4 separate regions of the Mus musculus genome follow, and regions 1, 3 and 4 are each linked to region 2. A link is a loop called in an ENCODE intact Hi-C map of the cell type or tissue named here. Cell type or tissue: gastrocnemius. All regions are shown on one strand.

Region 1 (8,000 bases), 110 kb after region 2:
CCCAAGAGGCAGGGGCAGGAGGATCGGGCGTTCATCTGCTATTCCGCAAGTGAAAAGTAACCCGGGCTGCATGAGGCTCTATGTAAGAAAGATAAATAAACAAACCACAACAGTTTTACAAGACACAAGAGGCAAACATTAAAATGCATATAGCAGGGGCTGGGGAGAGGCCTCAGTACTTAAGAGCATGGGTTGCTTTTCCAGGGGACCAGGGTTCATCCATCCCCCACATTCAGGTCTAACAGCAGTTCCAGGATTACTGACTGACACCCCCTTCTGGCCTTGGTGGGCACTTCATGCACAGGACACACCAACATACAAGCAGGCAGAACACCCACACACACAAAGGTAAGTAAATCTTTAAAAGCAAAGTGGGAGCTGGGGGGAGGGTGTATTTGCAAGGCATTCTATAACCCAACTCTGAGTTGGAAGAGGTTGGTAGAAAAGACTTGTAAAACCTTTAGGACTCTCCGTATAGTCTTCATAATGATCTCTATGTTTTTCATAACTAAAAAAAAAAAAATAAGTTGCCGGGCAGTGGTTATGCATGTCTGTAATCCCAGCACTTGGGAGGCAGAGGCAGGTGGATTTCTGAGTTCGAGGCCAGCCTGGTCTACAGAGTGAGTTCCAGGACAGCCAGGATGGCACAGAGAAACCCTGTCTCGAAAAACCAAAAAAAAAAAAAAAAAAAAAAAAGTTTTCCAGCACAACAAAGGTGAGTACTTCAAGTTGAAGCCAACTGAGGGTCTTCACCAAGAAGTTTCATATTTCTTAGATAATAAAAGACTAATGAAAAGTCACTTTTGAGCTTCCCTGTGCCCACAAATTAAGGCAAATTAAACCCTTACCTTTTGGCTGCAGGAAAGACTAGCCTGCAAAGTGTGACTAGTTCTTGGGGCTCACCTCCTTTGTCTTTAATAGCTCCATTATCTAAATCAGGACCTAGTGTCTGCTTACGAAATATGAGCCCAGATTTCAAACAAAAACACATTTTGCAATCTTTTTGCCCAACCTCACCCACATACAAGTGTTCCTACGAAATTAAAACAACTGCACCACAAATCATGTGAGCATTTTATTTTATGCAACCGTCTTATTACCAAGAACACTGTTTTTCCAGGTGTGATGGCAGGCCTATATAGGTTCAGCACTGCAGAGGTTGATACAAGAGGATTTCAAGGTTAGCTTGGGCTATAGAGATCATGTCTCAAAAAGACAAACAAAACAGATTTTTAAAAACCACGAAGAAAACTTAAGTTCACCAAAGTGGATGCATTTAAAGGAGTCCCCAAATGGCTACCCTTTAAAATAAAGTTTGCAGAGAATCATTTCTTTTTGTCTGTAGTATTTTTAAACTATCTGCATGGGCTTTAGCATGATGGCTCAGTGGGAAAAGGTGCCTGCTGTCAAGATGGATGACCTGGGTTTGATCCCTGGGACTCACAGGGTGGAAGAGAATCCGCTCCTACAAGTTATCTATTCACTTCCACACAAGCCATGGCACTAGGTACAGACACACTCACACAAATAAATGTTAAGAAAATAAAATAAAAAACTTGTTCTCCCTATCTGCCCAGTCAGTTTCGTCGATATTAAGTAGAACTTTCCAGTATATAGAACCAACCTACTACAAAACTAAGGTCCCACTTCCCCAGTCAGTCACCCTGTGGGCAACCAGGCTAGAGAGGCACGGTTCACCCCCCAAAACCCCCGTCCTTCCTGACACCCTGACGTTGGGGACTGGTCACGTTAGGGATAGTTACAGAACCGAGCAGTATAGACGATCCCTATTTGCTGAATGAATCAGTGGGGCTCACTGTAATTTAATTTTTTTACTTTTACTCAACTAAAGGTTAGAAGTAACCAAACCCTGGGGTGTGGCGTTTTTATATCGGGGCAGTCAGTCACGCATATCGCACAGGTTGTAGTAATTTTAACAGTTGATCACCAGGGACTTTACACTAGCCAAGTTTCACAAATTCAATTCTAGTCAGATTTCTACAAACTTCTGTTTTCAACGCTAGGGAAAAAGGCCATTTTCAGTGGTTTCTCAGACCACTGTCACCAGCGGCCGGATGCAAAGTACGAAAGAAACTTGGAAATTGAAGACCTTGGATTGGGTTTCTTTACCTAGAATTACAAAGCCAGCAAAAGCAAAACACCTACGACGTGACCAGTCCCCGGTGTCAGGGTCTCAGGAAGCGCAGGAGCGTTTTGGGGTGGACTGCGCCCCGCTATCTTGGTTGCTCACAGCGTGGCTGGCCCGGGAAGTGGTCCAGGGCCGGGATGCCGGCCCGCACCAGCATCCCCCGAGCGCTCCGCAGGCCTGCGCCTGCCCTTGTGCTGGTCAAGGTGACAGTCCGGATAAGGGTGGCGGGGACCGGCCGCGGGCGGCTCACCTCGCACAGCGGAGTTGGAGCTGAGGCCCATGGCGCGGGCAGCAGGAAGGCCGTGGCAGGACCGCGCGAGCGAGCGCTGGGGACCGCGGAGACTTGGGCAAGACGCGACCTCGGGGCCCACTCACTGCCACTGCGCAGGCGCCGCGGCAAGCTGGGAGCGCGTGTGCCGGCGCGCCGGTAGAGTCGCGCATGCGCAGCTGGTCCAACCCGGCAGACGGGTGAGGATTTGACAACCGCGGGATAGCCTTAGGCGCCAAGGCGGTGACTGCGTCTGCGCCGCCCGGGCGAGCCTATCCAGGCCGGGTTTTACCGTCGGTCCAGTTGAGAGCGTTTCAGGTGACTCAGGACAAGTACCTGCAGGACTGTCGGCCGATGGCCTGCCGATCCTTTGACTTTTGGTAATAAGTTACACAAGGTGTGGCCAGCTCAGCTGTGGGTCCTGCAAATCTGACCAGCTCCACTGTGGGTCCCGCAAAGACAGATTTTGCCTTAGGATGCCAGTGCAGGCACACGGGCATCGATGGAGCTGTGTCTAGAGCTTCCTCTAGCCACATTGGGCCTCCATCCCTTCAGCCTCTGACCCTGCCACTCATGCATCCAGAAAGTCCCAGAAAGACAAAAACAAAAACAACTTGCTTCGGCTGGTGAAGCAGCTCAGCGGCTCTCTGCTTTCACAACGGTATGGTGTTTGCCCAACATGCACAACACTCTGCCTTCAATTCCCAGCATTGCCATGAATAAATAAACATAAGTAGACTGTCCACTTAGAAAAACGATTTAGAAGGCTGCAGTGGCTTAGATGCCTAGGACCAGCTTCTGCATGGAGAGGGGTTCTGAGAGAAGGGGTGCCTGGGAGCGGCGAAAACAAACGACTTGGGTCCAAGCTGGCGGCCTTGGTTCTGCTAAGATGGCTTTCCAAATTGCCCGCCCTCTTTCCCTCCTTCAGTCTGTCTCTCTCTCTTTTTCTCTCTGTGTTCTGCTCTGATGTAGACAGATTTTCTTGCTATTTTACAAATTCTGATTGAGATAGCTTTCTCTGCTAGTAAAACTAGAAGCTATCAGGAAAAACTGCTACAAAAAATTATTGGATCTTCAAACCAAGTCGGAAATTCTCTCAAGAAAATATTCTTGAAGAGCTGTTTTCGATCTCCAGAGATCTCCATACAGCTCTGCTCTCCTTAGAGGAAATTCTATTTTTTTTTTTTCTTTTGGTTTTTTGAGACAGGGTTTCTCTGTATAGCCCTGGCTGTCCTGGCACTCACTTTGTAGACCAGGCTGGCCTCGAACTCAGAAATCCGCCTGCCTCTGCCTCCCAAGTGCTGGGATTAAAGGCGTGCGCCACCACGCCCCGCTTAGAGGAAATTCTAAAGAACTGTTATTGCTGTCTGCTAGCTCAAAAGTCCTGGTTTGTTTTTTTTTTTTTTTTCATTTTTCTTTTTAAATTTACACCTCAATTCAATTATTTATTCCAGGTTCTCTTTTGATTATCCTATGAATCAGCATCCCCTGACCCCACCCCTTTGATTCTTAGGAAAACAGCAAGCACATGTTTTCTTTTAACATTGCAAAAGAATTCCGAGATCTGCCTGCTGTGTTACACACGGTTGCTAAGCTAGCTGGGTGGGATCAGCTAGCTGGGTGGATCTCCTGAAAAGACCATTTCTACCTGAGCTTGGATTTGCTGTGCCCCAGGCTGAACTTGAACTCAGGAATCTGCCTGTCTTTGTATCTTTCTGACAAGCTGGCTCATTAGTGCAGTTGTCTTTGCTCCTTTAGAGTCCTGAAGCCCCTCATAATTCATATTGCATCCTGAAGGTCCTGGGTTTACCATTTTGCTGAAACATTAGCCACACCTTTGCCTCCTGTAATACTCATGCTGTCTTAGATTATCATGGAGTCATTATCCTTAAGAGAGAGGACATTCCCTGAAGGGATGTGAAAACATGTACATTATTTATTACACAAACAAGCCTTATGCCCACAGAAGACACTGGACACTTTCCACGAAGGGCTCAGCAACATCTGGAGGCTCACACCAGGGCCCTGTACCAGCAGCAGGAACTGTGTTACTCTGTTTCCACCAGAGTTTGGCACTTAAGAGATTCAGCCTTGGGGCTGAAGAGATGGCTCAGCAGTTAGGAGCACACTGCCTGCTCTTCCGGAGGTCATGAGTTTAATTCCCAGCAACCACATAATGCTCACAGCTATCTGTAAAGGGATCCGATGCCCTCTTCTGGTGTCTGAAGACAGTGGCAGTGTACTGAGTACTCACAGACAATAAATAAATAAATAAATCTTTAAAAAAAGCATTATTAAAAAATTTTTTTAAAGGAGATTAAAAGCAATATATCTTTTGCATAGGACCTAAGTTTGATTCCCTGCGTCCTCATCGGTGTGCCCATAATGCCCGTTACTCCAGTTCCAAGAAACCCCACTCGTTTGGCTTCCCTGAGCACAATTAACAAGCTTAAGAAAAAAAAAAATGAATTAAGATGACTGTCAATGTCTAACACATAAACTTGTCATGAGTACTCTGAGGTAGTGGTCGGGCAGGGTGCCAACTGGAAGGTGTGAGAAGAGACATCTTCAGTCAGGATGCTTCTGTCTCTTTGATCTGAAAGGGCAGGGCGTTGTGGGAGGTCTGCCCCTAACCAGTCACCTCTCTGGGTTGCTCTGCTGCGGGTCTCCTAGGTCTAATGAGTTTTTCACATAGGGACTCCGGACGCCAGTTCGCTCCCTGAAGTGCTTGCTGGTAATGATGCAAGCAGGGGCATTTGAGACAAGTCCCATCCTGCGGCCTCTGAGCATGCTCAGTGCAGGTCGGCAGCGGGCTGGGACTCTAGACCCGCTCAGTTTGGCGCTGGTCTACCTTCTGGACGTGTTCCGTGGAAGGGGTGAGCAGGTCTGGTCCGGTAGCTTCTGCGCATGATCAGTGTGGAGCTGGCCCCGATCCAGTAGGGTAGCCTCTGGGCATGCTCGGCACCGCTGGGCGGGATCCTGGCGAGTAGCTGTTGCGCATGCTCAGAGTGGAGCTCGCCCGGCCGGAGCGCACAGGGGGCGGGCAGAGGCGGGGCCGCGGCGCCCTTATCCCGGGCGCGGGCGGCCGGGGTTCAGAGTGCGGGCCGCGGAGCGGGCAGCGCGGTCTCGGCATGGGTCCGCGCGCTGGGCCTGCGCGGGCGATGCCGCCCCGGTCCTCCCTGACGCCTGACGCCGAGTGTCGCCGCCCCGATGGCCGCCGAGCCCCCAGCGCTGCGCCTGCGGCCGCCGGGAAGCACCGGAGACAGCCCGCCGGTGCCGCGCCTGCTCGGAGGCTGCGTGCCGCTGTCGCATCAGGTGGCTGGCCACATGTACGGCAAGGACAAAGTGGGTGAGTGCGGCCTCGGGTCCCCTACCCCAGTCCTCTCTGTGCTCTGTCCCGGCAGTCCCCGGCCTCCGCCGTGCCTTGCTCTGGCAGTCCCCGGCCTCCGCTGTCCCCAGCCTCGGTGGTGTTGTGGGTTTAGCCGTCGCCACCCCTACAGTCACTGGTCCCCACTCTCCCCACCCCGGCATTCTCAGGCCTCCGGGTCACTGTCTTAGCTGTCCCCAGCTCTTCTGTCCCCACCCTGGCGTTCCCTGGCCTCCCATCCCGGTCACAGCTGTCTACGACTCTTCTGGTCCCCACACGGCAGTCCCCGGCCCCAGGCGTCCCGCAGCCTAGAGTCACCGGCTCCCGTTGTCCCGAGTGTCCCCTGTCCCCGGGGGTAGGAAGCCGGGCGCCCCCAGGAGCAGCCACAGGCTCCTAGTGGCGCGGAGAGGCGTGCCCCTTCGCTCCAGGGAAGGCGAGTGATGATTGGAGAAGGCGTTAGTAAAAATAAGGAACTTGGTTTTCTTTTCTGGACCGGGAAGTAAATTCTCTCTGGAGCTCAAGCTCTGTTTATTACCAGGAATAGTAATTGTTAGAGGGACCCAGATGCTTGATGCTAACCCGTCGCAGGAGGGGAATCAAAAGCAAACTGCTATATGTTTTTAAACTTGCCTTGGCTCATCCAGGATCACTCCCTGTCCCTTGAGAAGGATTCTCCAGTGTCTTTGATTGCGCTGGGAGGCGTGGTTCGGCGGTGCAGATCCTTGCCTCCTGGGTAGGCTTCACACTGGCTGTTCCCGAGAACAGTACACATATAAAATATGCATTCTTTCCTTATTCATCTTTATAGACTGTTCCCTGGCATTTGTTATGTGCTTTGTGAATTCAAGATTTGTAGAAACAGCGCAGGGTCCACTCCAGGGCAGAGACTGTAATTCAGTCCGATACTCACAGCGTTTGGGCACGGTAGTCATATGAAGTGTAGGGTGAACTTGGGACTCTTGTGGATATCTGACCCGGAACAACCGTTAGAGACGGTATGTGGGTATGTGTTTTGCTGATAAAGCGTTTCAGGTTTAGGCTGGTAAGGCAATAAATTTCTTTCTTTTCTCTCTTCAGTGGTATAGAGGATTGAGTCTAAGACTTTAGGTAAGAGCATTACCACTGACCTACATTCCCGAGGACTTCCTCTTTTTCTTTAAAGACAGGGCTCCCTAAGTACCACTTGGAACTCACTATAGCCTAGGCAGGCCTTGAACTTTGGATATAAAGCTGAGGGTATAGGCATGAACCTGCATTTTAAGACAAGCCTGGTTAAGCATCACACTGACACACTGTCCCAGAACCAAACCAACACCCACCCTTTACTGTGCTTGTGGGAAGCACACAGCCTGGAGCTCAGCTGCCATCAGGAAATGTTGAAAGACTACATCAGAGTTAGGAAACTGCACACTTGAGGTTCTTGGCTAAGATATTTCCTTCTGTGCATCATATCTGGAGTCTGCTTGACCCGAAACAATGGGATTCCTAAAGGCCTAAGAAAGTGATTAATTCCCTGGAGGTCCTGGAGACTATGTAAAAAACAGACCCAAATCAAGATCATCTGTGATTGGCACCTGGGACTAGCTTACAATGCTAGCGCCCTGTTTAGAGCCAACTGGTGAATAATTCCAGAGTGCCCTGATTGTGACTTTAAACCATGTCCCAAACAAACAGCCTGGAAAGAGCTAATTTCTCACCCGAACTGCTTCGTTGAAAAAAACGATTGAGATTTCAGAGAAAGTAGTCCCTAGTTTTGCTCTTAAGGGTTTTCTTGTTTGTTTGTTTTCAATTTCACTAGATTCTTTTGACTGAGAGAACAGGTTCTTGTGGTGCCCGCAGCCTGATGTTTGTTCCCCTTGGATTCTCAGATGTTTACACTGGAGACGGCACCAGTCCTCTTCCCTGCTCATAAATAGATAGCAAGGTAGTCAGCCGTTCAAAGTTCAGCCATTTTTATTATTCCCTTCCACTGTCACAGATGGGTCACATTGCTTTGAGCAGTGGTTCTCAGCCTTCCCAATGCTGCGACCCTTCATACAGTTCCACCTGTTGTTGTAACCCCCCCACCATAACACTGCTTTCATCAGTACTTCATGACTGATTGTGATTTTGCTGCCGTTATGACTCGTTATGTAAATATCCACGTTTTCCTAGGTGACTCCTGGGAAAGGGTCTTTCTGCCCCCAAAGCGGTCACAACCCACAAGTTGAGAGCCA
Region 2 (8,000 bases):
TTAATAACCTTATCTCATTCCTCCCTTGCATGGCTCAAGCATTTAAAATTTAAAAGATGTGTTCGACTCCTGCCAGCTACCAAGAAGGGGAACTATGGGACGGGCAAAGAGCATCTCTTATGACAGGTCCCATATGTACTGTGATACACACTACACTGCACTTTCCTATCTATTTTCTGTACTTGGAGAGAGTCATAGCAGTGTCTGAATTGACAAAGTACTTAGGTGAGATGGCACAGCAAATAAAGGTCTGTATTGCATAACCCCAGCAAGGGTCAAAGGACAGAATGAACTCCACAAAATTATCCTCTGAGCTCCACACTGGTACCCCTGCCCCCATCGCGCGCGCGCGCACACACACACACACACACACACACACACACTTACTTAAAAAATAAATGGGAGGGGGATCCAGGAGGCATTAGGAGACCAAGGGTATTAAATGTCTAAGGTCTTATCTGCATGGGTTTGACACAGAAACTGTAAGAGAATTCCTAAAGAAAAATGTAGCCTGAATGAAATCAAACAGTGGCCTTGAAGTAAAATTAACACGAGTTGAAAAATAAAAAAAAGTTAACAATGCAGATGTTTTAATAGTTATTTCTTTAGAAGAAAATATGATCCTATCTATCTCAAGGTAAGTGACATTTTTCCTCTGATGTGCTAATGAAGGAATTAGGACCTTTAAAATCCTGATCCCCTCCAGACAATCAAACATGACCGTCCCTCTGGAAGGTCTGGCCTAACCGAGGTCTGACACAGGGGAACTGGCCCGGACTCTCGGCCATGCTGACTCTTCTCCCCGGCAGTGTCTCGGTGATACTCACTCTTCTCTTTACCAGTGCTTTCTTTTTTAACCGTCTCTGCCGGGCCTCCTTCTCCATACCCATCAGCTGACTTGGAGTTAGCTGCTCTTTATACTTGCTCACAGCTTCTTTGTATGCTTTCCACTCAGCTTTAAAATCAGCTTCATAAACCTGTGATGAAAACCTCAAATCAAAATCAATGAACTGGTGCTGCGGGCGAGCTCAACCCATCACATGTCAGGGAAGGACAACTGGACTCAGATAAAGGGAGATGACCAGCCAGGCGAAGACAGATGTGCTCTCAGATGTATTTTTTCACTGCTTGCTAATAATCAAGATGCGAGGACAGCAACTGGCCTTCATTCCTGACCACTGTCAACCACTCACCTGCACTCTGCCCATCCAAATCATCACTTACGAAACAAAAAGGAGAGATTACCTGTGTGGACAGGACCGCTAAGAGGGGAGGTGATACTGAGAAGATGGCTCAGTGAGTAAAGGCCTGCGAATGCTCAGGGTCTAAGACCCTCATAATGGGGGGCGGGGAGGGGCAGACACGGGTGGGCCCCTGGAGCTTGCTGGCCAATCAGCCCACTCAGCTAGCAAGCTATGAGCACATGCAGAAACCCTGCCTGTCCACTGAGCAAACACACACCCTATCTACACAACTGTCAGGAAGCTGACAACAGGAACGCTTACCTTTTTTTCTGCTTCTGGTAGCTCCCTCCACAGGGCTGCAATTTTCCTAACCAATTCTGAAAGTTTTGCATCTACAAATAGAATGGATTAAAAATGGATGTCTCAATTTTATTTCTTAGAGGTTAACTTCTACAACCTTTTGAAAATAGCCTAGTGGCTCTAAAGGCAGACTAATTACATGCATCTCTACACCATACAAATATAATTTTATCAGGAAATGCTAGAAAACTGATATTAGCTTTAAGGAGTATGTTGTAGATTACCAAAACCAGTCCTTGGAAACCCACTGCTAGAGTAAAATAAGCACTTGGGGAAGCACCTGCTTCAAGTTCAGGATGTCTGCATTTTAATTCAAATATTCTGTCATGTCTTTACTGTTAGTAAAACCCAAACAAACCACAAACATGTGCTGCTCACACAATAGCACTTCGCACTCCAATTACAGAAGTACCATTCAGATATAACACTGCTGTAAAAAATAATCCACCCATCTCCATTTCTCCCTCATTCTTAACTGAGGATACAGCTGCTTCATCAACCATGTGTTAGTGCCAAGTCTTCCATTTGAGAAGACAGGGGAATTCCTATAAGCATGTCTCTTCATCTCCTATCTACAAGGTAAGAATTTCAGTCTGATTTCCACTAGCATCCTTCGAGGTACTGGAAGTAAAAGAACTTTGGAAATCCTAAGGACTGACTTATTAATCAGCTACTACCTTTACACCGTATAATCAAATGAAGGCCCTACAACCCTTTCTTAGGCTTCCTGGAAAACTTTTCTAGTTGTAGATCTTTTTCCCACCTTCAGGAGCTTAGATAATTTCCAGTTAAGTTAATGATTTATACAGACCATTATTGTATTATATAGAACACTTCCCGATAAGTTATTTTATTGCACCTTAGACATTACAAACAAGCAACTGCCCAGGACAACTAGGCCTCAACTTTATCTCTTTTCTCTACAGTGCTCTTCACTCTACATGCTTTTGGTTTTTTGGTTTTTTTGGTTTTTTTTTTTAAGATTTACTCATTTTATGTATATGAGTACACAGTGGCCGTCTCCAGACACACCAGAAGAGGGCATAGGATCCCATTACAGATGGTTGTGAGCCACCATGTGGTTGCTGGGAACTGAACTCAGGACCTCTGGAAGAGTCAGTGCTCTTATCCACTGAGCCATCTCTCCTGCCCTCTACATCTTATTTTAAAACTATTTTTCTCATTTATATTTAAAGAACTTCTATTAGTTAAAAAAAAACTTATACAGACTACCAAAGAAAATGACTGTACTAGATGCTCTGGTAATGCAAATCAAAGATTGCAATTAAAAAAAAAATCATATCAGAGAAGATCATAAGCCCCAAACTCCTTACCTGGGTGTTTAGCTTTAAATTTGGGTAGCTGTTCTGTGGAAAATCGAAGGTATGAACTCATAGGTTTCTTTGGATAGCTACCCATGCTGGAAAAACACTTCGGAATACAGACAAGACTACACACAAGTAAAAAGAACGGAATGTCAGATACGTGTAACAGTCATACACAGATCTCAGATTCTAAGTACAAAGTCAGCCAAGGTGCTGTACATCCAACACCTCCACCTAAAATGCTAATAACTAGCCCAGCAGTTGTGGCACAGGCCTTTAATCCCAACATTCTAGTGGCAGAGCAGGTGGATCTCTGTTAAGTCAATGACAGCCTAGTCTACAAAAGGAGTTCTAGGACAGCCAGGGCTATGCAGAGAGACCCAATCTTTTAAATTAAAAAAAAAAAAAAAGTCAACCAATCAACCAAAAAAATATATAATCGTAATAACCTTTGAGTGCATTTCCCTTCCCTCTGCTGTGCTAAGAATTCAATTAAACGCAAGGGGCTTCAGCTGTATAAGCTCCATAACCGACTTACTTTAACAACCTACCCTAAGCAAAAAAATAAAAGAGGTTGCAGGGCTGAGGCTTGCAAACAGGGCAGGTTTGGGTGACCTAGCCAAACCAAAGAGGGGTGAAGCAAGTCCTAGCATCATGGGTGACCTAGCCAAACCAAAGAGGGGCCTGCAGGGCTAAAACAAGTCGTGGCATCCTGGGTGACCTCCTGGCAGCGTCCGGGCGAGCGTTCCGCGCCACAACTTCAGGGCCCGCCTCCAAGGCAGAAGGAGAGCGCCCTAGGCGCCGAAAGGTAGAAGGTGACAGGAAGTGGGGTCGGGTACCAAAAGGCGCGAGACCCCAGGCGGCCCGGAGGACGAGGGTGGGACGAGGGCAGACGGACGCCTGAACGAACGGCGTCCCTCGCCCGCGGCCTACCTGATAGACGAGGGGATGCGACCCCCGCAGCCCGCGCACATCTCGACCCCCGTGCGCCCCAGTGCTTTTAGCACGCTCCACATTCCCCGGAACAGCGCCATCGCTCGGGCCGACGAATGATGGCCCGGCGCCGTCCGGTTCGTCTCACGCAATACGGTGCCTATGGACTGCCACACTACCAGCGTGGGAACTCCGGGGGCTTGTTATCATGCCCGCCGCGCGCGGGGTACTGTGGGAAGCCCGGACTTCCGGTCCGCGGCAGGAGGCGGGGAGGACAGGAGGTGCTGTGCGTCCCCCACCGCTCAGTGGGCGGGGCCGGGCCGAGGAGGGGGCGGAGCCTGAGGCTAGGGAGGGTGGGCCTGGTCTAAGGTGGGTGTTGCTGAGCGGCGGCTTACCCCCAGGCCCCTGCCATGTGTTCTCCTGGGCTGCCTGCGTGCTGTTGCTGGACCATGGGCCTGGGCTGCCTACTGAGCTTCGTGACGCTGGTGCTGCGGCTTGTGTCACAGTGCCTGGCTACTGAAGTTAGAGATCCGTGGTACTGCTGATGCCCCAACAGCAAACTGCATGTTTCATGAGTCCGCAGGAAAGCCCACAAGGCTACTGGAGGGGTGGAAGAGAGGGAGGAGTGGTCTTGAAATGGATCGCCTTATTTATCTTCTCTTTAACAATTAATAGAAAGGAATGAGGGTTCCCAAGATGGCCCAGAGCCTGGCAAGCTGAGTTCTATCCCCAAGACCTACATGATTAAAAGAGAGAACCAACTCAAACAAGTTGCCCTCTGACTTTGACATACACACACACACAAACATGTACACAAAAGGAAATGTGTCACGAAAAAAAAATTAATAAACTGAACCCAGCTTGATGGTGCAGGCCTGTAATCCCAGCCCTTGGGAGGCGGAGGCAGGCATTCAAATTCATCCCCTGCTACATAGCAAGTTCAAAACTACATGAGACCCTGCCTCAAAACAAAAACCCAAACAACTAGCCCTCATAATAGCAACAAAGCAAGAATATTCTTCACTTGATCTTCTCCAAAAGGCTGAGAAGCGATAGCAAAAATATTCTTATATTAATACCTGAGCAGGGCATGCCAGAGCCCTGAATATTGTTTCCCACTTTGCAGATCACGTGGACTAGATGAGCTTAGCCAGCCAAACCACTGAAATTGTGGGACCAGGATGGACTTGAGGTAGTGTACAGTTTGTGTCCTACAAAAAACTCAATTTTTGTTTGTTTGGTTGGTTTTTTTTTTTTTTTTAATTCAATGGCATGGAAAAGATTAGGAAGATCTAAAAATGGTCAAGGGCTTCAATCTGTTAAAATATGTTGCTTAAGGTCTGGGAATGTGGCTTAACTGGTAGGGATGCCTGCCAGGATGCACAGAAAGCCGTTGGCTTAGATCCCCCCCATAAGCCAGGATCCTCACATAGAGCAGGCATGGTGTCTTAAGCCTCTAGTTCCAGAACTTGGGAAGCTGAGGCAGGACCACAAGTGCAGGGTTATCCTTGCCTACAAAGTAAATTCCAGGTCAGTCAGGCTAGAGACTTTGTTTCAAAGGTAAAATAAATAAATAACATTTAAAAATAACTATGTCATCCATCAGGCTCAGAGGTGAATGCTTTCACTCCAATCACTCTGGAGGTAAGAAGTGGGTAGAGATCTGTGATTGAGAGTTTGCTCTATATACAAGTTCCAGGTCGGCCAGAGTTAGCATGGTGAGAATATACCTAACAACAACAGCCTCTTCTGCTGCCTACCTGTACTTTTTTTTTTTTCTGAAAAGAAAGCAAAATCTTACTAGTGTAACACTGAGCTGAGAGTCTACTTCCTTTCTGCAGCTTTAAAACATTGTCTCCTTCAAGAGACAGAGGACCACACCCACTCCTCTAAACCCACTCCTTCTAAGCCCAGTTTACCATCACTTCCGGTTTCATTTCATTCTCTCTTGAGGGTAAAGGGGACTTCCAGCTCGTCCTTTCAAACCTCCTGTCACAACAGCAACAAGATCCTTTGTGTTTGGTTTGCCCTTGGAGTGTATCCAAACAGATGTAAAAACACATTTTCCTGTAAGTCCAGGCACCGAGCAATTAGAAATTATAGCGTCTTCCTAAAATGGAAGTCTGCATAAGACATAATTTCTCCTTAACCCCCTGTCGAGAGATTTCTAAAATAATTTGCCATTATAAATCAAGTAGAATATATCCTTGTAATGTTTTTATTGTAGATGCATTCTTTAACTGTCTGCATTTGCAGCTACTAAATAAATAAATAAGTAAGTAAATAAATAAATAAATAAATAAATAAATAAAGCTTAGCACAACACAGCCTTTCCCCAGATTCTGTCCTCTATGCCCATAATTCTGTCTGTCATAGCCTCATGGCTTATGTATTCTATGTAACCCAGATCTCTCATTTCATCTCCAGACCCCACTGAGTGCCAATGCTGCATGGTCCCTGTATTTTAATACGGATCACAATCCTTTTAGAGTCGTTGCCTTAGGACATCTCTACCATGATGTCTTACTGAAACCCAAGTTTTAAAATTCTGTGAACAAAAGTAATGGTTTTTGCACTCTATTGATGTTTCCTACTTCCCTCATCCAAGTCAATAAATTCCTGTTCATTGTAGAATCTCCTTATTGATACGCCACTCGATAACCCACTGCTGAGGAGGAATGCTGCTGAGGAGGGATGGATGCTGCTGAGGAGGGATAGATGCAGCTGAGGAGGAATGCTGCTGAGGAGGGATGGGTGCTGCTGAGGAGGGATAGATGCAGCTGAGGAGGGATGGATGCAACTGAGGAGGGATGGATGCTGCTGAGGAGGGATGGATGCAGCTGAGGAGGGATGGATGCTGCTGAGGAGGGATGGATGCTGCTGAGGAGGGATGGATGCTGCTGAGGAGGATAGATGGATGATGATGAGGAATGGGTGCTGCTGAGGAGGGATGGATGCTGCTGAGGAGGATGGATGGATGATGATGAGGAATGGGTGCTGCTGAGGAGGAATGGGTGCTGCTGAGGAGGGATGGATGCTGCTGAGGAGGGATGGGTGGATGATGATGAGGGATGGGTGCTGCTGAGGAGAGATGGATGCTGCTGAGGAGGGATGGATGATGCTGAAGAGGGATGGATGATACTGAGGAGAGATGGGTGCTGCTGAGGAGTGATGGATGCTGCTGAGGAGGGATGGATGCTGCTGAGGAGGGATGGATGCTGCTGAGGAGGGATGGATGGATGATGATGAGGGATGGTGCTGCTGAGGAGAGATGGATGCTGCTGAGGAGGGATGGATGATACTGAGGAGAGATGGATGCTGCTGAGGAGTGATGGATGCTGCTGAGGAGGGATGGATGCTGCTGAGGAGGGATGGATGGATGATGATGAGGGATGGGTGCTGCTGAGGAGAGATGGATGCTGCTGAGGAGTGATGGATGGATGATGATGAGGGATGGATGGATGATGATGAGGGATGGGTGCTGCTGAGGAGGGATGGATGATACTGAGGAGGGATGGATGATACTGAGGAGATGGATGATGCTAAGGAAGATGGATGGATGATGATGATGTGGATGGATGCTGCTGAGGAGGGATGGATGATGATGAGGAATGGGTGCTGCTGAGGAGAGATGGATGCTGCTGAGGAGGGATGGGTGCTGCTGAGGAGGGATGGATGATACTGAGGAGAGATGGATGCTGCTGAGGAGGGATGGGTGCTGCTGAGGAGGGTTGGATGCTGCTAAGGAGAATGGATGGATGATGATGATAATGAGGGGTGGATGCTGCTGAGGAGGGACAGATGAGGAGGAGGATGGATGGATGCTGCTGAGGTCGGGTGGATCTACCTTCCAGTATACATCCTCATTGATGTTATAGCCAGAAACATCCTGGAAAATCACTTATTCCCAAGTGGTAAAAAATGCACTCAGTTTCTCAGGGCGGGCCTGAGGTTAAATACCTTTTGCAGGGAGGATTGTCTCGGAAGGGGAGTTTATTGGCTAAGCCTCCAGGCCTTTAGGTACCTCATTAAATTAGAGATCTGTCTTTGTAGAAATAGAAAAGAAGGACCAGAAAGTGAGTCCATGGAGTTATGGAGATGGCTCAGTAAGCACTGTGGGGAATGGGACTCTGCACAGACAGGATGCTCTCCAGGTGAGCTGAGGTCTGAACCCCAAAAGGTAATAATTCACCTTCAT
Region 3 (8,000 bases), 160 kb after region 2:
ATTCATGTCTTAACTTGCCAACCAGGATATCAGTTACCCACATTCATCTCTATTTCTGTCAAGTAGGGTGTCAGTTTCCAGGGAGGTCTTGGGAACTTAAATTTTACTCTACCCCTAGTCAAAAATGGAAGTCTTAGACTAAATAGGTGCAGGTGTCTCTCTTATGTTGTGATCCATCCCAGGGGCAGCTTATATAGACAAATATATAGGTGCAGGAAGTGCTACTGGATCCATATTTATTGTGACTATACAAAGCAGTTCTGACTTCTGTTGTGGTTGGTTTCCAAGAGCACAGAATATGCAATCAACTTGGGTGTGGGAAAGTTTCTTAGTAACAGCAATAACAACATATGAGAAAGTTTCCTTATGACATTAGCAACATCACAAAATGGCAGACTAGCCAGGTAACAGTTGCCTAGGCCTTCACATGTTATCTCAGCCTTACCAATTAGAACACATTGCCAGAGTTAGTTTGAGGCCAAGCAGAGCAATCCAGTGAGAAGCTGAGAGAAGGCAGATTGAATCAGTTAGCTTGAAGGGAACTATGAGCCAGAACAGCTGAATTGAACCAGCCAGCCAGCGTTCAGAAAGAACTAGAAAGGTTTATTCAGCAATAAACCTCTGAGAGAAAATTTACAGCTGGTGAATAATAATTACGTTTATATACACTGACCGAGGCCAGACATGCCTTCCTGTGGTCCTTGGTTTCATTGGGCAGCTGTTATCATAAACCTGGCTACTTACCATAAATACCTTTAAAGCCTCCATTCTTTTGCCTTCTACCCAGATTTCTACTCATTTCCCATCCTCCTCAAGTTTTAAGCTTAGCATGTTTGTTATCCTATTCACAAATCCCTCAGTGATGACAAGTTCTGGCTGATCCTATTTTCTACATGTTGAGAAACTGTTGGAGAGTCTCTCAAAGTGGCTGTTGAGCTTCTTTTCTGATCCACCAGGTTCAGTTTCAGTGTTAGAGCTGCTTGGCTGTAATGTAGTATTTGGCTCCAACATGTTTCTTGTTGGTTTCCCTAGATTCCCTTCCTCTAACTCAGCATTTCATGTTAATCCTTTGCCATGTTCTCTCTGCTTTTGCTATCTATATGAGGGAAGGTATCTTAGTTTGGGTTTTATGGCTGTGAAGAGAAACCATGACCAAGGCAACTGTTATAAAGGAAAACATTTAATTGAGGCTGGCTTAAAGTTTCAGAGGTTCAGTCCATTGTCATCATGGCTGGAAGCATGGCAGTGGTACAGACAGATATGGTGCTAGAGGACCAGAGAATTCTACACCTTGATCCAAAGCTGGCTACGAAGACTCTCTTCCCACTCTGGTCTGAGAGCTTGAGCACTAGGAGACCTCAAAGCCTGCCTACACAGTGACACACTTCCTCCAACAAGGCCACACCTATTCCAACAAGTCGACACCTCCTCCTAATAGAGTCACTTCCCGTGGGCCAAGCATATTCAAACCACCACAGAAGGTAAAAATGTAAGCATTGGGAAGGATGTCCAATAGTTACAATTATTCTACCCCATGTTTCTCATGCATTTCCCTCAGAGGAGGTGTTTGTTTTTAAGCAAGCAATTACTGTTTTGCCTTGCAAGAACTAACATCTTGTATAGGAACTGTATAAACTTTTCATTAAGCTTTCAGTTAGGATGCAGATAAGGTGATTGCTTATCTTTAGGGAGAGGTGTTCTGCCTGCATCGGCATGGGGCCTGGGCTTGTGGTTGGTGATAGGTTACTTCTCCACTGGTGAAATAAACCAATTCAAGCCAGATTAGAATATACTAAAGGTTTGTTGGGAAGCTGCTTTTGGGTGAGTTCACTTGCCTTAAGGATTGAGGCCAGGAGAATCACTGTAGGGACAGGCGTTGGGGGGAGGGTGGGGAGAAAGGGCAGATGCTCAGAAGGAAAAGAGAAGGAGAAGAGGAGGGAGACCAGAATGTCTTGATTATATAGGGAGAACCTCTGAAGGAAGAGCAGCCAAGCTCTGGGCTAGAAAGCTCACTGTTGGGTGCAGTGTATGCCAGGTAGGGACTGAGGGATGCTGGGAGAACCTGGAGGCCTGGTCTGCTTTGATATGTAAAATGTGTACCTCAGTCGCTTGTCAAACATGGGAAGCAAAAGAGAATTCAGGCGTCTTGCTCAGTCACTATAATAACCCCCTCTGCCCTGAACTAATCCACTCCCAGGAGATCAGAATTAGTCTGTTCCAAGAGAGGGGTCCCTATGACACTTCCCTCTAGGTCCCACTTGTGAAAGGTCCTACCATCTGTCATTATGGTTGCATGGGGGCTGGGCTTCTAGCACCCTAACCACCTCCACAGTGTGTGCCTCGTGTGTTTGAGTAAGTTTTGCTGAAATAGGAATGGCCGTGCATCCATCTTCTTGGAAGAATGATGTGCCGGCTAGTGTTCTGTCAAGGTGACACAGGTTAGAGTCATCTGAGAGGAGGAGCCTCAGTTGAGAGAAATGCCACCATGAGATTGGTCCTCAGGCAAGTCTGTGGGGGCATTTTCTTGATTAATGATTGATGTGGGAGGGCCCAGCTCACTGGGGGTGGTGCCATCCCTGGGCAGTATAATAAAGACTGAGCAAGCTGCAGGAGCAAGCCAGTTTTTTTGTTTGTTTGTTTGTTTGTTTTTTTGCCTCTATATCAGTTCCTGTCACAAGGTGCCTGCCTTGAGTTCCTGCCCTTACTTCTCTCAATGATAGACTATGATGTTAGCTGAAATAAGCCCTTTCCCCTTCGCAGGTTGCCTTTTGTCTTAGGGTTTTCATTGCTGTAAAGAGACACCATGACCAAAGCAACTCTTGTTTTTTTTTTTTTTTCCTTTTTTTCTTTTTATTAGATATTTTCCTTATTTACATATCAAATGTTATCTCCTTTCCTAGTTTCCCCTCCAAAAATCTCCTATCCCCTCTTCCTCCCCTCTGCTCACCAACCCACCCACTCCCACTTCCTCACCCTGGCATTTCCCTCTACTGGGGCATAGAGCCTTCACAGGACCAAAGACCTCTCCTCCCATTGATGACCAGCTAGGCCATTCTCTGCTATCTATATATGCAGCTAGAGCCATGAGTCCCCCACCACATGTTCTCTTTGGTTGGTGGTTTAGTCCCAGGGAGCTCTGGGGTTACTGGTTAGTTCATATTGTTGTTCCTACTGTGGGGCTGCAAACCACTTCAGCTCCTTGGGTACTTTCTCTAGCTCCTTCATTAGGGACCCTGTGCTCTGTCCAATGGATGGCTGTGAACATCCACTTCTGTATTTGTCAGGCATCAAAGCAACTCTTATAAGGACAATATTTAATTGGGGCTGGCTTACAGATTCAGAGGTTCAGTCCATTATCATCAAGGCAGGAACATGGCAGCATCCAGGCAGGCATGGTGCAGGAAGAGCTGAGAGTTCTACATCTTCATCTGAAGGCTGCTAGGAGAAGATTGGCTCCCATGTGGCTAGAAAGAGGGTTTTAAAGACCACACCAACAATGACACACTTCCTCTAACAAGACCACCGCTCTTAATAGTGCCACTCTCTGGGCCAAGCATATTCAAACCACCACACCTTTGCCCATGGTATTTATCACAATAGAAAGCAAACTAGAACACATGACAATGTTAAGCTTTAAACCCAGGACAAGTGGCTGAGTGCCTATTTAACAAATTATCAAAGCAGACTGGCCTCCAGGTTCTCCCATTATCCCCCAGTCCTGTTACTGGGTATGGCTGGCATACCCCGCCCTTCACCCTGAACTCTCCAGCCCAGTTGCTAGGCTGCTCTTCCCCCAGAGGCCCTTCCCTATATAATCCATACACTTTGGTCACCTCCCCCTTTTTTACCTTTGACCTCCTGGGTGCTGCAACTGGTTCTCCTCTCCCCTCTCTATTCCCCTCCCCCCCACATGGCTCAGGGTCATGACTACTCTGGGCTCTCCCACATATCCCTGCCTCTAGCTCTGCTCTCCCACATATCTGTAATAAACTTTCTCCTCTACCAAACCTAGGAGCAGTCATATTCTTTCTTTTTCTTTTTTTCTTTCTTTCTTTCTTTCTTTCTTTCTTTCTTTCTTTCTTTCTTTCTTTCTTTCTTTCTTTCTTCTCATTCAGGCAATGTGTAACACTCTGGACTTAACTCAGCCAGTCCTGGGGCTTCGTGTTGGTTTCTAGATTGCAGCCCTTCCTTCCATAGTCTGCCTTATCTGAGGGTGATGGGTGGACAGGAAGGGAAGGTGCTCAGGACCTGCAGTTGAACCATGTGCTTTCTCTGGGATAAATTCTACTTCATTGGTTTCTTTTTTTACAAAGACCTTTCTTTTACAAAAGGGCTGTGGGTTGCTTCTTTGTAACGCAGTGTCTTCTTTTCAAAGCAAACCCACAAGTACCATAACAGTGGAAGCACTTTTCTTTTTTAATATATATATATATATATATATATATATATATATATTTAATGTGTGTGAGTACACTATAGCTGTCTTCAGACACACCAGAAAAGGGCATCAGATTCCATTACAGATGGTTGTGAGCCACCATGGGGTTGCTGGGACTTGAACTCAGGACCTCTGGAAGAACAGTCAGTGCTCTTAACCACTGAGCCATCTCCCCAGCCCACACTTTTCTTTATGTGATGGTTTGTATATGCTTGGCCCAGGGAATTGCACTGTTAGGATGTGTGGCTGTGTTGGAATAGGTGTGTCACTGTGGGGCGTGGGCTTTAAGACCCTTGCCCTAGCTGCCTGGAAGCCAGTCTTCTCCTCCCTGCCCTTGGAACAAGATGTAGAACAGGCTCCCCAACCCTGATGATAATGGACTGAACCTCTGCACCTGTAAGCCAGCCCCAATTAAATGCTGTCCTTATTAGAGTTGCTTTGGTCATGGTGTCTGCTCACAGCACTAAAACCCTAACTAAGACACTCTACTTCATCTTTAAAAAGCAAAGGATATATTTCAAGTATCAGCATGTCTTTCATTTGTTTAAAGGAGTCCTTCTGAAAGACATTGCTGAGGATATGCTAAGGGTAAGCGGTGGCTGGCTGCTCACTCCATATGTGAATAGCTCAAATAGTTTAGGCTCACTTGACTCCTGTGTTGTGGGGAGCGGGTGTGGCGGCAGTCCCAAAGGCGCCAGAGACTGCAGCTAAGTCATATGACTTTCACCTGACTTCCTCATATAAGACACAAACATCTTGAGTGCTGCGCAGGTGTACCAGGATACAGGTGAATCCAATTTGATGGAGATATGCCCCTGCTGCCCTGATTAGCTGAAGCTGCGTGCCTGGTGAGGTGGCGTGGCCTGCTGTGCGTGGATGGGAACTGAGAGTATAAAAGAGTGAGAGGCCCAGGGTTCGGGGGAGATATATAAACAAGGGAGATATAAAAACAAGGGAGATATAAAAACAAGGGAGATATATAAGCAGGGGAGATATAAACAAGGGAGATATAAACAAGGGAGATATAAACAAGAAGAAACAGGACTGAATAAATGTGTGCAGAAGGATCCTGTTGTAGCGTCGTTCTTCCTGGCCAGTTGAGCGCGCGCAAGACTGTGTTCCTTTCTTTCAAAGAACAGGGTGTCTGCGGAGGTGGGTAATCCCTGCTGTAGTGATGTACTTAACCCCTCCTTGCCCCCTTCCCCCCCCACACACTGTGCCCATTCTGGTACCTGGAGCACTTCCTTTTCCAGCGGTGCTCTTGGCGAGCTCCATGTACAGAAGTGTTCTTTTTAGGGCACCCAAACCACCCAGTCTCTCATGCATTCAGCTCCAACCGCTGTGCTCTTGTACCCACTTCAGCCTCTCATCTGGATGGGGAGACCCTATAGGCTATAAGACTCCTGACTCCCGCACAATATGTGCTGTACTCCCTACTCCGTCTTCGTTATAGGGAATTTCCACGCACAGGCAAGACGAACAGAAAGGGCAAAACCCTAAGGCACAGCTGGCTGGACCTCAGCAGCTGGATAGCCACGCCCACCCCACACCCACCCCATACAGCCAAGCTGTTCATTGTTCTCTCCTTCATATTCCCATGGAGAATCCCTTTTGATTATTGCTATTTCCTTCCTTCCTTCCTTCCTTCCTTCCTTCCTTCCTTCCTTCCTTCCTTTTAAGATTTATTTATTTCATGTATGTGAGTACACTGTCGCTGTCTTCAGACACACCAGAAGAGGGCATCAGATCCCATGGCAGATGGTTGTGAGTCACTATGTGGTTGCCGGGAGTTGAACTCAGGACTTCTGGAGCAATCAGTGCTCTTAACACCCTGAACCATCTCTCTATAATCTTATTGCTATTTTCTTAGTGGGGGGAAATTAAGAGAGGAAGGAGGGGCCTGGTGGTATGGTTCTGTGGAGGAACAATGGCTCCTGTGGCCTCCTTTACAGTACCCGGGTACCGGGTACCGCTGATGTTTGAAGCCGTGAATGTCCAGTGCTGCTCCTGGACAGCCGTGTTTGCTGTGTTCCCTCCAAACAAGTTCAGCCATAAGACATAGCTATGAAGTCTGTGGGAAGCTGGAGATGATCAAGGTTTGGCTTTCCAAAGAGGTTGATCATTCTTCTTGGGAGTGAAAGGTTAGGCTGTGATTCAGAGGCCAGACCTGAAAGTGGCCCCAAGTGTGTGCGTGTGTGAAAACATCTCCATAAACATCACAGCTCCATTCCCACCAAACCACTAGGACAGGATCCCTGTGACTGAAGGCAGTGTCAGAGCTCCTCCCAGCCAGTTCTCCAATTAGACTTCCCAGGATGGAACTTGCATGCTGGCAAATCACAAGCACAGTGATTCACCTTAAGAGGATTGCTCGTGCCAGGCGGGTTATCTGTTTGTAAGATACACAATCCTGTTTCCCAGGAAACAAACTGATCCATCCTAGGTTCACAGGACAGATAAGAGTGGCTGGAGAGGGAAGTGTTTTCTTCTCTATGAGGGTTAAAGATCCTTCCCCAGCCTTCGTGCCTGCAGCTCACTCCATTTATTATTGCAAAGGAAAGTTTCTATGGAGTTACTCACACACTCTCCCTTTTCCTAGACAGACACAAGTCAGTAAACCAAGTGTTTTAACTTGCTTGTTAAAATAAGGGCTGCCCTTATTTTTAGTTTGCTGGCTCTGGTTCTTTTAGAAAACAGTTCACTTGGTTCAGAAGTTAAACTGAGAAATTAGCTAGCGGTAGCTAAATATTAGCAGATTGTTCCTGAGTCTGTACTCCGCTCGCTCCAGCACCGGAGACGCGCCAAGCCTTAGATGAGTATACTCACAATGTAAGAACCAAGCACTTCAAAAATACTCAGAAAAAATATTCAGATTCATCCCTGGTAATCCCTAACTCGATCATGTTAACACCATTTCCCATCTGGTTTTGCATATAATTTGAAAGCCAACTTCTGGTTTTTTTTTTTTTTTTTTGGTGGTTTTTGTTTTTTTGTTTTTTTTTGTTTATTTGTTTGTTTGTTTGTTTTGTGCACCACTGCTAGCAGATCTGGGTGCATTTGACCTTCCACACACATCCAGCTTTTGCCTTCCTCTCTCGTGACTCCCACCCTAGCTTGCCTCCTCAGCTTCACCCCAGGCTGCTCAGCAGAGCCCAGAGGACTCCAGAGTTCTCCATTGCCCCAGCTTCGCCCACCCGCCCCCGTGTAGCAGCAAGAAGAGTCACTAAAATGCAAATCAAGTGGTTCCGCCATGGATCAGAATCCTACAGCAATTTTTTCTCATACTTAGGTGAGATCTGAAGTGTTCACTATCTCTTCCAGAATCTTCCGTTCCCTTATCTGTGACTTTGTTCTCTTATATCATTTCCAGCCGCTCTTATCAGATAAGGTACCTATCTGACTAACACAGCAACCGCAGTTCTGGTAGTGTAGTCATTTGCACTCAGCCTTGGGGAGGGGAGGTGGGGGGCGGGGGACACAACCGGGACCTGAATGACGCCTGACTGTCACACACCCTCAGAGTTCTATAAGCTCCAAGTGTGTCACAATCAGGAAGGTTTTT
Region 4 (8,000 bases), 48 kb after region 2:
TCTCAAAGTGTTCGGTATTGTATTGTAACATTTATCGTTTAAAAAAGGTGATTTTTTTTTTCAAAGCAAAATGTACTGAGGACTGAAAAACAGTGTTCACCAAAGAAACACCTAAAAAACAACTAACAATAGACACCCAACTGAAAGCTGCTCTCTTTTGTCAAATCTACCGCAGGCTTCTCCCCTCCGATTTTGCTCAAACTTTATCCCTTCAGTGATTTAGGCGGCTGTAATAACATCTTTCTCTATGTCTAAAAATAGGCCACGGGTGTGTAAATTTATGAGCTGAAATGCAGAACTGGCACAGGGTGTCTAAATTAGAGCATTAAATCCTTTAGTCTACTCCAGCATGGGGATCTATTTGAAGCGCCTATGTCCACACGCTTTGTAGAAAGACAGTTTTAATCCAACATCATCTTTGTTCTTTTCATAGGTGGAGAAATGAGAAGCTGTGACCATTATTCTCAAATGTGCCAAATCACTTCTCAAGAGATTAAGCCTGGGAAAAACTCGTCCCAACTCCCGCCTCAGGTTCCCTCTTTGAATAAAGAGAACAGAGGAGAACATCAGGGCTTTTGACCTTTCCATGTTAACCCCACCTCAACCTGGAGGTTCAGCATCTTTCCACTGGCAGCCCTGGGCTCTGCTGTGACTCTGCTCCCTGCCCTAGGGACTGTCTCTTTGCCTGCACTCTTGGCTACACCACTGCAAACCTGGAGTTCTATGAGCTTTGAGGCCTGATACTTTAGGTAAAGAAATAGCACTGCCCAATGGCCTGAAGTTTTCTGATTGCTTTAAAAGATACTCAAAAGAAGAAGATGGAGGAGGAAGAAGAGGAGGAGGGGGGTAGGGGCTTGAGAAATGGCTCAGCAGTGAAGAACATTTATTACTCCTCCAGAGGACCCAAGTTCAATTCCCAGCACTCACACTAGACAGCTCACATCACATCCGCCAATGGCTCTGGCATCAGGATACCTGATTGTCCTCTCTTCCTTCTTCTAGCCTCTGTGGCCACCCTCACACATGTGGCACGTACTCACAGATACGCACACTAAAAATAAATCTTTTTTTTTTTTAAGGCCAAAGGTGAGCATTGAACTCAACATTTGAACGTGATTCAAATGAGAATCTGAACACAGGATGTCAGAGGGCACTGTAGCTGCCCCCGGTGCAGCCTGTCCACCCTAGACTTGGTTCTAAGCAAGATGACAGGCAAGGAAGGAAGAAAACGGGAGAATCAGCTGGTGGGGGGTGGGGGGGAAGGGGTGGCTGGCTTGTATGACTGATGTGATTTGTGGCAGTCAATGACAGGACTATAGGATCATGTGACCTCTGGTGTCTTCTCCAAAATACCAGTTTGTCACAGATTCCCCATCAGCTGTATTTAAGGTTATCTTCATACTAGACAACTCTGTTTAACACACAGTATCTACTAAACAAAAGAAAGGAAGGAAGGAAGAGAGAAAGAAGATGTGGAAATTTGCCATATTAACATAAGTCAAATACACAGGCTTAGCATGAGCAACAAGATGCATCAAGCCTACACATAAAATAATGTCTTATTTCTCTGGATGGATATATACTATAGATAACTCCTTTGGTATCTAAGAGCTACTGTGTGTGTGTGAGAGAGAGAGAGAAAGAGAGAGAGACAGACAGACAGACAGAGACAGAGAGAGACAGAGAGAGAGAAGAGGAGTGCAAAGCCACATGGAAATGCTTCACCATCATGAAAGGAAGCAAAGTTTGAAAACTTCCAAATGGGAACCAACAGTAGATTGGTCGGCGTTCAGAAATCGGCACGGTAATGACGATTGCAGCTTCAAAATTAAGCTTGTTTATATGGTTAAAAATAAAGTGCCACCGTGTTATCTTCAAACGAGAAAACGTCATTATTTAATAAACGCTGATCTTAACATTTTATACCGAGTTGACCTTCAGCGGCACAAAGAACAGCGATGATCTACACAGCTAAGGTTTATTAAAAAAAAAAAAAAAAAACAAAAACAAAACAAAAACAAAAACAAATAAACAAAAAACAAACGAAAATTTGGCTGCGGGTAAAAGTTGCTGTCCTCAGTACCGAAAGATGCCTGTTTCCTACCACTCTAACTCAGAACATTTTCAGTCAAGTGTAGCTGGAAAGGTTGATAAAACGTTTGGGGAGCCAACCATTTCTTGTGAAATCAATTACCAAACACATTATCCACTGTTGGCGCATTTGCTTCTAAAGCGATCCCAAACACCACGTTCCCAGCAGCAAGGACTACCGCTGTAAAATGTTAAAAGATACTTGAGATAGGGGACAGGCCAACAAGAGAAGTGGGTGCGGTAAAGAATACAAAGAGAGGGTTGGAACCGATCCTATGTAAGGACTGACTGTCCCTTCGATTGTCTTCCTCATTCTCTATTCACACATCAAAGCATCCAAACAATTTAATTTGTGGTCCTTAGTGTTGTGTCTTCAACTCTACATCTAAGTTTATCGTGAGGGTGTGAAGAAAAAAATACAAAACAAAACCAACAACCTGCTTAGCTTACCTAGCCATGAATCACAGCCAGGAGCTCATCTTGCTGTGTATCAGCAACTATGTTCTCAGTACAGCTATGTGACCTGAAGTGGCAGCTGCGTGCAGAACCACCAAAATAGCAGGGGCAAGAGCTCTCTGCTGGCTCCTCGGCCCCAATCTCGCGTTCCCAGCCCTTTCCTCCCACTGAGCACCAGCCGACTGCAGAGCCCAGAAAGACCCAGCCCCACGCTCTGAGAATAAAGGCCGTAGGCCCACCACACCTTCCCTGCCCTCTCGGGGAACCCGGGGTGCGAACACAGCAAGGAGGGCTCCGGGGACATTGTGAGGACGCACAGCGGGATAGGGGACGAAGGCCGCCCGTTGCAGAGCAAGCCCCGGCCCAGCGGGGATGCACACACCCCGGGACAATCTGGCCACCCCACGGGCACCCGCACCCGAGGTTCTAGGCTCATCCTGGAAAGGGCACGACCGGATCGGGTCGCCCCGAGGTTCCAAGTACCCAGACCTTGCGGATGCACGCCTCACCTGTGCGGGCCGATCCGTACCCCGGCCTCCCCAGTGTCCGCGCCCCTCCCACACCGTGCGCCCCGGGTTCCTGGGGACATCTTGGGGACACCCAGGCCGGTTCTGGCAGCCACTCACTTTCTGGATCCGCTTCAGCGCCATGGGGCAGGCGGCGGGGGCTGCGGAGTGTCCGCGTGTCCCGGGCTGCCGCCTCGCAGGGCTGCTCCGTGTGCGCCCGGGCGCGGTGCGCGAGTGTGCGGGCGGCGGCGCCGGACTCTTTTGTTTCCGCCTTCGCTTGCTGGGAAGGAGCCTGCGCCCTCCCCGCCGCGCCCCGCCCGCCTGGCACACTGGGAAGTGTAGTCCCAGGCTCGGCCTCTGCCGCCCGCGCGGACGTCGTCCGGTCACCCGTGGGTGACAGCTGCGACCAGGCTGCTGCCGCTCCCTGCAGCCGCTCTGCAGAGCAAGGTCTCGAATCTGCAAAAACCCAGACAGCAGGTGAGCTGTCGCTCCTAGGAGCTGCTGTGAACCACGGCTCGCTCCTCCTCGCACAGACCCTGCGGCGGATCTTAACTTCCTTTGCAGATAATTCTGACTCTTCCCCGCTCGCCCCTGAGGGCGTGAGGAGTCTTCGTCAATTGTACTCCACCTTTCTTTCTTTCTTTCTTTCTTTCTTTCTTTCTTTCTTTCTTTCTTTCTTTCTTTCTTTCTTTCTTTCTTTCTTTCTTTCTTTCTTTCTTTCTTTCTTTCTTTCTTCCTTCCTTCCTTCCTTCCTTCCTTCCTTTCTTTCTTTCTTTTTTTTTTTTTGAAACAGGGTTTTCCTTTATGTCTTTTTGTCTCCACCTCCCAAAAACGGGATTGAAGACAGCTTTCCACACACCCAACCGTTACGTGGTCTCTGGCATCCGAACTCAGGTCCTCAGGCTTTGCGGCAAGCAGTTTACCCACTGAGGTGTCCTCCAGCCCCTTCTCAGTTCTTGTGATCTCAGATCTTGCTTGTCCTTTCAACCATGACTTCTTGGCTTGGCACCTGCAGGTCAGTCTTGGATTTCTGACGGCGTTGGTCAGTCTTAGGTTTCTGATGACTAAAGTCAATCCATTCCTTATCTAAAATGGTTTTGAATCCCATATTGCTTCTCAAAACACTCAACGCTCACTGTCGCGGCTTCCACAGTGTCTCTGCAGCTGGATCAGCCACATCTGGGAAGTTCTCTTCTCCGCCTTTGCAGTGGTCCACAGAAGACCAGCCCCACGCCCTCTGCAGAAACTAGAGATGGGTTGCGGCCCAGAAAGCTTCGAGGGACTGTGCTTTGCAGAGGTCCCCTCAAGCAGTCCTGCTCTGTCTGCATATTGGTCTACTTTCCTGTCCATCCGCCCCCCCTCCCCTTGTGTGTGTGTGTGTGTGTTTGTGAAATTATTTCCCAGGAGCTGTACTCCTTGTTTTTTGAGACAGAGTCTCTCACAGGGACCTGGAGCTCACCTATTGGGCTAACCTGGCCAGGTATCTGCTGTCTTTACCTGCTCAGCACTGATTTTACACACAAGCCCCACCATGCCTACATTTATGCTTGCTTGTCAACACTTTATAGACATTGTCTTCCCACTTATTATTATTATTAATTATTATTACTGCTTTATCTCACCCCAAAAGAAGAGTGGCATTAATGCAATTCATCTTTTTAGCTAGAGACCAAACCATAAATCAACCCTTCTTGTGTCAGATCATGGAACTCAGGGTCTCATGCACACTAGAATAAGTACACAGCGAACCACTTTTCATTGATCATATCCCAACCCCAGCTCAGGAGTGTTAGAAAACACTACTGATCAAAGAGACTTCTGGAAAATAGTAGCTAAGTCCTGACTCCTACAAAGAGTTGTACAGAGACTAGCTGGACACCTGAGCACCATCCTGCACGCTAGAACTGGAAGACTACCTTTATATTTTTCCAAATGGTGACCTTGTTAATGAAGTCAGAGATGTGCAGGCTGGTCTCGGGCTCCTGATGCATTCAGTGCTGTGTTCCCATGCCAATGGCTTTTGGATGTCATGTTGTAAGTGAGGCCATGGTTACCTGCTACCATCATGGGAAAGCATCGCTTCCCAGTAACTCCTTGCCAGACAGTTCTTCTTCCTGCAAGATGATTTGGAGGTTGGTACTAAGCCATCCCAAAAGCACACCCTCCAGTATCCCTGTGGGTAGGAGCCTTTCATTTGAAAGTCACTGAGGGTTCAAGACAGGGACATCAAGTTGTCTCTCTTCCAGTAGGTCCTACGGGCTGCTCCACGAGTCACTGATTGAATCATCTTCTCCCTCAAAGATGTAGACACCCACAAGCCACAAATGTCCATCACAATTCATCACCAACTCTAGCTTACCTGCTGTCGTTGGTGAATGCTTTGGTTTTGTGCATCACTCACGGTGTAGAAGGACTTCTTGTCATTTACCCAATGAACTCTTACATATCCTTCTAAACATGACTCAACAAAGTACACCCCAGGAGAGTTTCCTCTATCTATTCACCAAGGTGGGGAGAAGAGACACAAAGAGAGGGGAAAAGAAGAGAAGAAAGGAGAGGGAAGGGAAGGGGGAGTAGTCAGGGTTCCCTAAAGGAATAAATCTGGTAGAGTTGATATATATTAAAAGGGGACTCGTTGGGCATGATGCCACACGCCTTTAATCCCAGCACTTGGGAGGCAGAGGCAGGTGGATTTCTGAGTTTGATGCCAGCCTGGTCTACAGAGTGAGTTCCAGGACAGCCAGGGCTACACAGAGAAACCCTGTCTTGGAAAAAAAAAAAGTGTGTGCGCGTGTGTCTGTGTGTGTGTATTGTCAGGTTGGTATATAGGATATGGTCCATGAAGTCCAATGATGGCTGTCCCACCCTGGAGAGTCCAAGAATCTGGTGGTTGCTCAGTCCATGAGTCTGGATGTCTCTGCAGTACCAATCTGGTGCTGGGGGTCTGGAGGATTCCTGGAGAGCTGCTAATCTCCGGTGTGTCTTGGAAGCCCAAAAGGTTGGTTCTAATCTTGGTGAAGGAACAAGATAGAGTGGTTGCCAGCAAGAATGAGGGCAAACAGGGAAAAATCTATTATCCTTTTGTCGCCTTTTATCTGAGCCGCCACCAGAAGGTGGAGCCTGCATTTAGGGTGGGTCTTCCTGTTTCGAATAATCTGGCTAAGAAAATCGCTCACTCTGCATTTTGCATTTAATTGATTGTCCAGTCAGGTTGACAGCCAAGATTAACCAGCACAGAAGGAAAGGGGAGAGGGCAGGGAAGAAGAGGAGGGAAGAGTAGAGCTGAACTCACAGGGAGGTGATTCACACCCGATATACTTTCTGTCAGTCTGTGGATACAGGGACAGGATGTGTGACAATCTTCCACAGAAATCAGGCAGGTCATACACTGGAAAGCCAATGCTTAATAAACCAGGAATGAGTGAAGAGAAGACACATCGCCATGCTTGGTCCCGGGTCCTGCTGAGAATATGAGTGGTGTTACCTTAAGCTGGTAAGTTTTAAACCACAGTGTACAGATCTGGATGCATAGTAGAATAACCAGAGAGCCTTTGGAAAGGGCCAACATCCAGGCCTCCAGGAAGACTCCCTGAAGTGTGAGCCAGGCTGCTTCTAAGCGGAAGTTCCTTCAAACCAGTGACCCTTGGGCTTTAGCATGTTTTGTACGTGGAGCACAGGTTCTTACATCCTTGCTCTGGGATGTGGTGAATCTAACAAACTCCCTGTGATGCTGATACTGCTGGGTCTGGACCACATGCTGACACTCCCTGCTCTGGATCTTTACAGTTCCAAGCATGGTCTGTGGACAACCAACCTCTGCACTGTAGTGGTGGTATGCTAATCCACGCTAAACTCCCCTGGCAGATGAGCTTGCACTTCACAACCGCCCTGATGTTGTGATTCTTGAGTGAAAGAAGCACACACACACACACACACACACACACACACACACACACACACACACAGAGTCTTATTTTTAATATGGTCTAAGCAGCTCAATGGTTGGGCCACTCCCAGACTTCTATATTGCCAAGCCTCCCCTCCGATACTCCTGGATTATTACTAAAACCCTTATTCTATCTTTGCTGCCCCAGACCCAATCGGGGAGGGGCCCCTTGGGGCTGATCTTTCCCGGCTCATCCATGATTGTCACTCTGTCTTCTGCAGCTCTCCTGTCTGATCTTCCTGCTTCCCTGGCATGACAGTACTAAATCTTTCTTCTTCTCTGGGTTCCCTTTCCCAGAAAATCTAAAGTCCCATCTCTGTTTCCCCTGCCCAGCCATTGGTTGGCAGCAACTTAGAGCCAACTGGGCCGGGTGTGATGGCGCACGCCTTTAATCCCAGCACTTGGGAGGCAGACGCAGGTGGATTTCTGAGTTCCAGGCCAGCCTGGTCTACAGAGTGAGTTCCAGGACAGCCAGGGCTACACAGAGAAACCCTGTCTCAAAACAAACAAACAAACAAAAAAATTACAGCCAACTGGGAGCAGGGACTCACGGTGTCTTACACGCAGACATGCAAATTCCTGTATAGTTTAGGAACCTAATTAACATAACATAAGCAATAAACCCAACCCGCAACACTGCATCACTTGAGGACTTGTTCGGAAGGAACAAGTGTCTTGAACATTACTGAGACATGAGTCTGACCTTACAGTTGAATAAGATTCCAGTTACCTTTCTCATTGATACAGCAGTGGTAGCTTAAGGGAGGGAAGGTTTATTTTTGCTCATACTTTGAGCAAAGTTATTTTGGATGGATGTCATGGAGGCAGGAAAGGGCAAGTGGCTTAATTGAGTCCACAGTCAAGAAGCAAGAGAGCTTGACTTCTTTCTTGTTCTTCGGTGCAAGACCCCAGCCCATAACATGCACCGCCACACTCAGAGGATCTTCCCATCTTGGCTAAAGCTTTCAAGAAGCAGTCTCATAGCTATACCTCAGTTGTGT

What was found. Peaks named below come from ENCODE experiments on the same cell type or tissue, not always from the same donor. Only the 100,000 strongest peaks of a DNase experiment are listed, where the experiment ranks them.
Region 1: it touches region 2 in a loop (4-fold over the local background); 7 of 42 quality-filtered maps call a loop at or near these places.
Region 3: it touches region 2 in a loop (2.2-fold over the local background); 3 of 42 quality-filtered maps call a loop at or near these places.
Region 4: a loop joins it to region 2, with 2.4 times the contacts of the local background. A loop is called at or near these places in 13 of 42 quality-filtered maps.

Annotation. Positions count from the first base shown.
Region 1 is chr10:71,342,325-71,350,324 of GRCm38, forward strand. Cisd1 (CDGSH iron sulfur domain 1) reads right to left here and starts at 2,525. Exons shown (of 3, transcript NM_134007.4): 1 at 2,400-2,525. The coding sequence starts at 2,430. It overlaps Ipmk (inositol polyphosphate multikinase), which reads left to right and starts at 5,439. Exons shown (of 6, transcript NM_027184.2): 1 at 5,439-5,766. The coding sequence starts at 5,628. In gastrocnemius, CTCF peaks have their summits at 295 (motif pointing left) and 4,654 (motif pointing left); DNase peaks (open chromatin) are centred at 260, 2,602, 4,579, 4,997 and 2 more places; H3K4me3 peaks cover 4,727 bases; H3K27ac peaks cover 5,310 bases.
Region 2 is chr10:71,234,038-71,242,037 of GRCm38, forward strand. It overlaps Tfam (transcription factor A, mitochondrial), which reads right to left and starts at 4,007. Exons shown (of 7, transcript NM_009360.4): 1 at 3,803-4,007; 2 at 2,879-2,994; 3 at 1,506-1,576; 4 at 828-977. The coding sequence starts at 3,903. In gastrocnemius, no CTCF peak of the experiment used is centred here; a DNase peak (open chromatin) is centred at 4,094; H3K4me3 peaks cover 2,432 bases; H3K27ac peaks cover 1,654 bases.
Region 3 is chr10:71,391,735-71,399,734 of GRCm38, forward strand. No RefSeq gene overlaps it. Among named protein-coding and RNA genes, the nearest start is that of Ipmk, 48 kb to the left of the region's middle. In gastrocnemius, no CTCF peak of the experiment used is centred here; no DNase peak of the experiment used is centred here.
Region 4 is chr10:71,281,928-71,289,927 of GRCm38, forward strand. Ube2d1 (ubiquitin-conjugating enzyme E2D 1) reads right to left here and starts at 3,335. Exons shown (of 7, transcript NM_145420.2): 1 at 3,174-3,335. The coding sequence starts at 3,197. It overlaps Gm34376 (a long non-coding RNA gene), which reads left to right and starts at 5,808. Exons shown (of 3, transcript XR_380564.2): 1 at 5,808-6,051; 2 at 6,382-6,546. In gastrocnemius, a CTCF peak has its summit at 3,417; DNase peaks (open chromatin) are centred at 2,905, 3,359 and 4,211; H3K4me3 peaks cover 4,372 bases; H3K27ac peaks cover 4,382 bases.